Regions from separate parts of the Homo sapiens genome. Here region 1 is linked to region 2. Evidence: chromatin contacts called from ENCODE Hi-C data. All regions are on one chromosome and are shown on one strand. The core of a region is the stretch at or near the end of the contact, and the rest is flanking DNA. Distances in the headings are between cores, read along the strand shown. Region 1 overlaps ELL2 (elongation factor for RNA polymerase II 2). Region 2 has its middle 34 kb from the start of LUCAT1.

Evidence for each region. Hi-C counts contacts between places; a loop is a spot of excess contacts on that map. Pooled maps may share reads with other maps.
Region 1: a map with no recorded cell type shows a loop between it and region 2 (5-fold over the local background). The contact joins two enhancer-like sites. A Hi-C loop is called at or near these places in 2 of 37 single-sample maps with no recorded cell type and 4 of 50 pooled maps.

The regions. Positions count from the first base shown.
Region 1 is chr5:95,923,522-95,926,221 of GRCh38, reverse strand. The region is part of intron 2 of ELL2 (elongation factor for RNA polymerase II 2); the gene reads left to right. Among named protein-coding and RNA genes, the nearest start is that of ELL2, 37 kb to the left of the region's middle. RefSeq lists enhancers at 1,203-1,497, 1,979-2,118. Within about 2 kb of position 1,326, at least 6 of the 41 ENCODE cell types and tissues checked have a DNase peak (open chromatin) inside an H3K27ac peak, as active enhancers do.
Region 2 is chr5:91,278,838-91,281,537 of GRCh38, reverse strand. No RefSeq gene overlaps it. Among named protein-coding and RNA genes, the nearest start is that of LUCAT1, 34 kb to the left of the region's middle. RefSeq lists enhancers at 137-1,078, 821-1,080, 1,079-2,020. Within about 2 kb of position 1,382, at least 39 of the 41 ENCODE cell types and tissues checked have a DNase peak (open chromatin) inside an H3K27ac peak, as active enhancers do.

The DNA of each region.
Region 1 (2,700 bases), core at 77-2,576, 4.6 Mb before region 2:
ATTGGTTTGCACATCTGGGCTGATGTGAGAGGCTTTTTTTTTTTTCTCCCCTCAACCCATAATGTTTGGGCCTAAAGTCATAACTGCAGGTCTAGTTTAAAAAATAGCACATGTGGCTTTCAGGTTGAGGTTTCTATTTTCTGTTCTGATTCTAGACTATTCTGTCCCTAAACTGTGGAGCCTGAATAGTACATGCAAATATATTTCTCTAGCTTAAAGTATATTTTCTAGATTTTAAGGAAGTCACAGAATCAAGAGTCTAGAAATAATTTGAGAACAACAGAGAATTCTAATGTTTAAATGTTTGCAGTAAGTTTGTATCTAAGCTAATATATAGTCTATATATAGTCAAATAATAGATTTTAGATAAAATTAAGAGATGGACTGGCTTCCTGGGATGCCGGAGGGGAGGTGGGTTCTGAGGCCATACAAATTGGGAAACTATTCAGTATGAAAAGACCCACAGCAAAGAAAGTTATTTTGTTTAACTTGGCATTTCCTAAATTTATTTGAGGAAAGAACCCCTCTTTCACATAAGGAAACTTTTCAGCATGCTTCAGAAATGCTGGTGGAAAGAAAGCAAACACTTCAGTTCTAGGCCTGGCTCAGGCATTAATCCACCTTTTCATTTAACAAATATGCATTGAGTGACTACTTTGTGCCACGCACCACTTGAGGTGCTGACAATATATTCAGGGAACACAACAGACAAAAGCCTCTGTCCTTGCAGAGCTTATATTCTAGTGAAGGGAGAAAGACTATAAACATAATATGTTAGTATTACAAGGTAATGAGTGTTTCAGACAGCCATGGAGCAGGCTCGGATTTGTAGTACAGGGGTTGTCAATCTAAGTATGACTCTAACTTGAACAAATCACTAAGCCTCATTGTCCCTAATCTATAAAAAAGAAATTATAGATGATCTTGGCCCGCTCAGCTATATGAGTCCACTTTAACACCAGGAATTGTCATGTCAAACCATGGTACTGCTGGTTCACTGAGCATTTACAATCACCTTATCAGAAAAGGTGTCTGTCAAACAAGAATTCTGTAAGTTTGAATGATTTGTAATCCCACAGAAGAACAAAACACTTAAATAAATGAAGAAAACCCTTGCTGGTTCTATTTTTAATCTAATGTATACCTCAATCCAATATTGAGTAGAAAGTATTTGACTCAAGGACAGGAAACCTGCAGTAAAGGTACCAACAGCTTTTCAGCAGATGTTAGCATTCACATATGAGAAAGTTGCAGCAGTGTGCACATTGTGCTTCTGCCCTAGATCCTTATGTAAATAGGACGTCCGTGACTTGATGTTGAAATGACCTTTCAGGCAGTATTCTGTTGCCACATGCCTGAGCTTGTATCCCAGAGTAATTAGACGTTTTGACTTACACATCTTGGTATACAGTGTTTATGCTAATTATAAATGTCTGAAAGTTTCCTGAAACTTTTTCTTTGTAGCTTTTTATCAAAGACAGACAGGAGGTTGGGAGGAGGGTTGTGGATTGTGGTCCTAAGCCTTTGATTTTCAGTCTCTCATTTTTGGAATGAAAATTAAAATCTGCTTTTCCAGTTGCCGAGACATGGTGGTATATTTTTATATTCTTCATCTTGAACAAGAAACTGTTTGGAATCACAGCATTTTAATACTTTTTAAATAATATTTTATTCTTAAGGCATTTAGCTAAAAATTCAAGATTGTGAGTCCCTAAATAAAAATTATTCCCAACTGACCTGTAGGAAAAGCTTAAAATACTAAAATTAAAATGGAGAAGTTTCTATCTCACAAAGGAATGGTCTTCCAATATTGTTTCAAAATCAGACCTCAAAACTTATTTCCTGTGGTGGTTACCTCAGTCCTCAAAGCTGACCCTAGGTCTACCAGTAGCAGTCAGTACATTTTCACTTCCTCCTCCTCGTATTTCATGAACCTGAAGGCTAGTTTTTAAGAAAATGCTTTATAACCATTTTGGAAAAAAGAACTGTGTAGATACACAATGGAATAGGCTCCTGCATATCAGAGGGGACTGACGCATATCCACAGGTTCCTCTGAAACTCTGCCTGAATGGCTCTAGATTAGACAAGGTCTCAGACCCACCCTAGCTCTGGCCTTCAACAGTCCCACAGGTTCTGGTCTGCTCTGAAGTTGCCATAGTTTAGTTCTAAAGCTTCCCTCTCACCAACCTGCCCTAATTGTCATATATTACCTGCTCTTTCCAATAAGTCTCCTGCTTTCCTGTCCATTGGCCAAATTGTTACACAGCCTTACCAGCCATAAACATAAGTGCTACCTTATATACCCATTTCATTCTTAAGAGTATACTTGGATATTGATACAATTAACTTTGTGTCTAATTAATACATCTTCAAGAAATTAGATGCACTAAGTCTACAAACCCTTTTGAAATTTTAAGGATGTAAAATTTGCCTGAAAACATCTTGCTCTTGAAAAGCTTCAGATTAGCTCAGACCATACCATCTGCATTGATGCTGCTCTGAAACTACCAAGAAAAGGCAATGTAGAACTCTGATTGGCCTGGGCTTAGCTCAGACCATACCATCTGCATTGATGCTGCTCTGAAACTACCAAGAAAAGGCAATGTAGAACTCTGATTGGCCTGGGCTCCATGTCCCTTTGTTCCCTAACCTCTAAGCTCCACTTCAGCTCCATAGCTGCAAAGAAACTCATGACGTGC
Region 2 (2,700 bases), core at 133-2,632:
AAAGACCCAGTCTGTCTTGAAAAACAGCCGCAAATTGTCCCTAAATAATAATTACCCCACCTGTATCAGGACTATCTCACTGACTAGCTGCACTTCATGACACAATACCTGCTATTAACTCTCAGCATGGATATAAACATTGCCATAATATTTTTTAAAACCAACAATGTATCATTTGCACATTAGGACAACAGAATGTTAGTTAAGGCACAGAAAACACAAAGGCATGGCTACCCTGTTCTTTGGTGACTCCATATCTAATTATTACCACACATGTCTCCAGTCTTTAGACAAATTTAGTTATTATAAGGGTGGTTGGACAAATAGCAAAGATTTGATTTTCATTAACAAAGGGCACATCAGAACCGAGTTAATCCTTCCCAGTTACCCAACATTCAAAGCTTCTAGTGCAGTCACTTTCTAGTCATTTTAGAACCCAGAGCAGTGTGACGATTTGATGCTTAAGTTTCAACACGTTTTATTAATCCATTCTTCTTGTGCTTCATTTAAAATATTGGAAACTATAAAAAGATCAGCGTGTTAATCCTCTGCCAGGAAACGGGAAAAAAAAGTTAAAAACCTAACAACAACACGAAAAGAGCAAGAGCGCTGGAATCTCAGCTTTGAGGAAACACATGGGATGAAAGCATCCGCCCAAGCTCTAACCATTTGTCACATGGGACTCTTCCCCTCGGGGGTGAATCCTGGATGTCCCCAGGATGGAGCGAGGAGGTCGTGCGTGCGGGCGAGTGTGTGACTGCAGGGGGCCTTGGCGGCGCGAGGAGGCGACGCCGCCCCCTCCCTCAGGCGCAGGGAGGGTCTTCCAGGAAGCGGCGGATCTCTGCTGACTCCGCGGCTGCGGGCCCCGGGCTGCGGCCGCCCAGGCCGGCACGTAGCGCCGAGCGTGACTCAGCGCTGACTCATCCGACTCGCTGCCAGTGGATTTCCCCCGTCAGCTGCTCGCGCTACTCCTGTCGCCGGGAGCTCGCAGGACTTCGCAGATACCGCTGCCTCCTTAGTCTTTCCTGAATAGCAGAGCAGTCCTGTCGCTTTAAACAGAGCAAGGCAGCTTTCACTGCTTTTGAATCCCGACCGAGCGGGGCACTGCCGTGCTTTGTTTTCTTTGCCTTTAAGAGTGCAATAGTCCACTAATCAAATTCTTTCATCAAAAGAGTGTTGGGACAAATCCCTGACATCGTCCTTCCACTGTGATTTGGAGATGACCTCCACCCAGGTTTCACTTCCGTTGTACCCAGCTCTCGTCTTATTTTTGTCCCTCATTTTGTGAATTTATCCTCTCACTACGCTTGATAACTAACCTTGGCGCAAACCCACAACTGTGGTGACGCAAATCAGGTTGGAACTTGGCATCGTTGTGTGCGGGCAGTGAGGGACTTACTGTAAAAACTGGGGCCTTCATAAAGGCGTTCTTATTTGCAATCCTACTTGCTGATTAGATACCGTGCTCATTTTCTGTCTGCCACTCCCCTTTGAAAGTTCCTGAGACAGGCCGGGCGCGGTGGCTCACGCCTGTAATCCCATCACTCTGGGAGGCCGAGGCGGGCGGATCACGAGGTCAGGAGATCGAGACCGTCCTGGCTAACACGGTGAAACACCGCCTCTATTAAAAAATACAAAAAATTAGCCGGGCGTAGTGGTGGGCGCTTGTAGTCCCAGCTACTCGGGAGGCTGAGGCAGGAGAATGGCGTGAACCTGGGAGGCGGAGCTTGCAGTGAGTGCCACTGCACTCCAGCCTGGGCGACAGAGCGAGACTCCGTCTCAAAAAAAAAAAAAAAAAAAAAAAAAGAAAGAAAGAAAGCTCCTGAGACAGATTTAGATGGACTGCTAAAACCTGTCCATCTAAATGGACCGGTTTAGATGGACCGCTCCCGGTCGTGCTCATTTCTTCTTCCCCAGAGTTCAATCTGCAGCGCAGCAGCAGGGCAGCATTTCTCTAACTTTACCGTGGACCGCCTGCATCAAAAGCGCCGCGGTAAAAATGCAGATTCTTGAAGCTCACTTCAAATTACAGACTCAGAATGTCCTGGCTGGGTGGGGGCATGGAGGCACCTGTCTGAGGTCGGGGCCTAGAAATAATCCATCGTATTAACCAACTACCTATCAGTGATTCTTAGGTACATTTAGGTTTGACAACTATAGCAAGAGGGCGAGGATGTGAGACATTATACTGGGTAGACTCTAGGACTCCTTACGATATAGAACACTGTGTTCTAAAATTGATGTTTAAGTTTTGATGGAAGGAAAAAATATTTCCAAATTTGGTTTTATATATTATATTGTTTGCTTTAACTGTATATTTATATAGACAAATTTCTTTTCTTTTTTTTTTTTTTTCTTTAAAGAGAGAAGGCCGAGGCGGGTGGATCATGAGGTCAGGAGATCGAGACCATCCTGGCTAACAAGGTGAAACCCCGTCTCTACTAAAAATACAAAAAATTAGCCGGGCGCGGTGGCGGGCGCCTGTAGTCCCAGCTACTGGGGAGGCTGAGGCAGGAGAATGGCGTGAACCCGGGAAGCGGAGCTTGCAGTGAGCCGAGATTGCGCCACTGCAGTCCGCAGTCCGGCCTGGGCGACAGAGCGAGACTCCGTCTCAAAAAAAAAAAAAAAAAAAAAAAAAAAAAAAAAAAAAAAAAAGAGAGAGTCTTTCTGTGTTGCCCAGGCTGGCCTCGAACTCCTGGG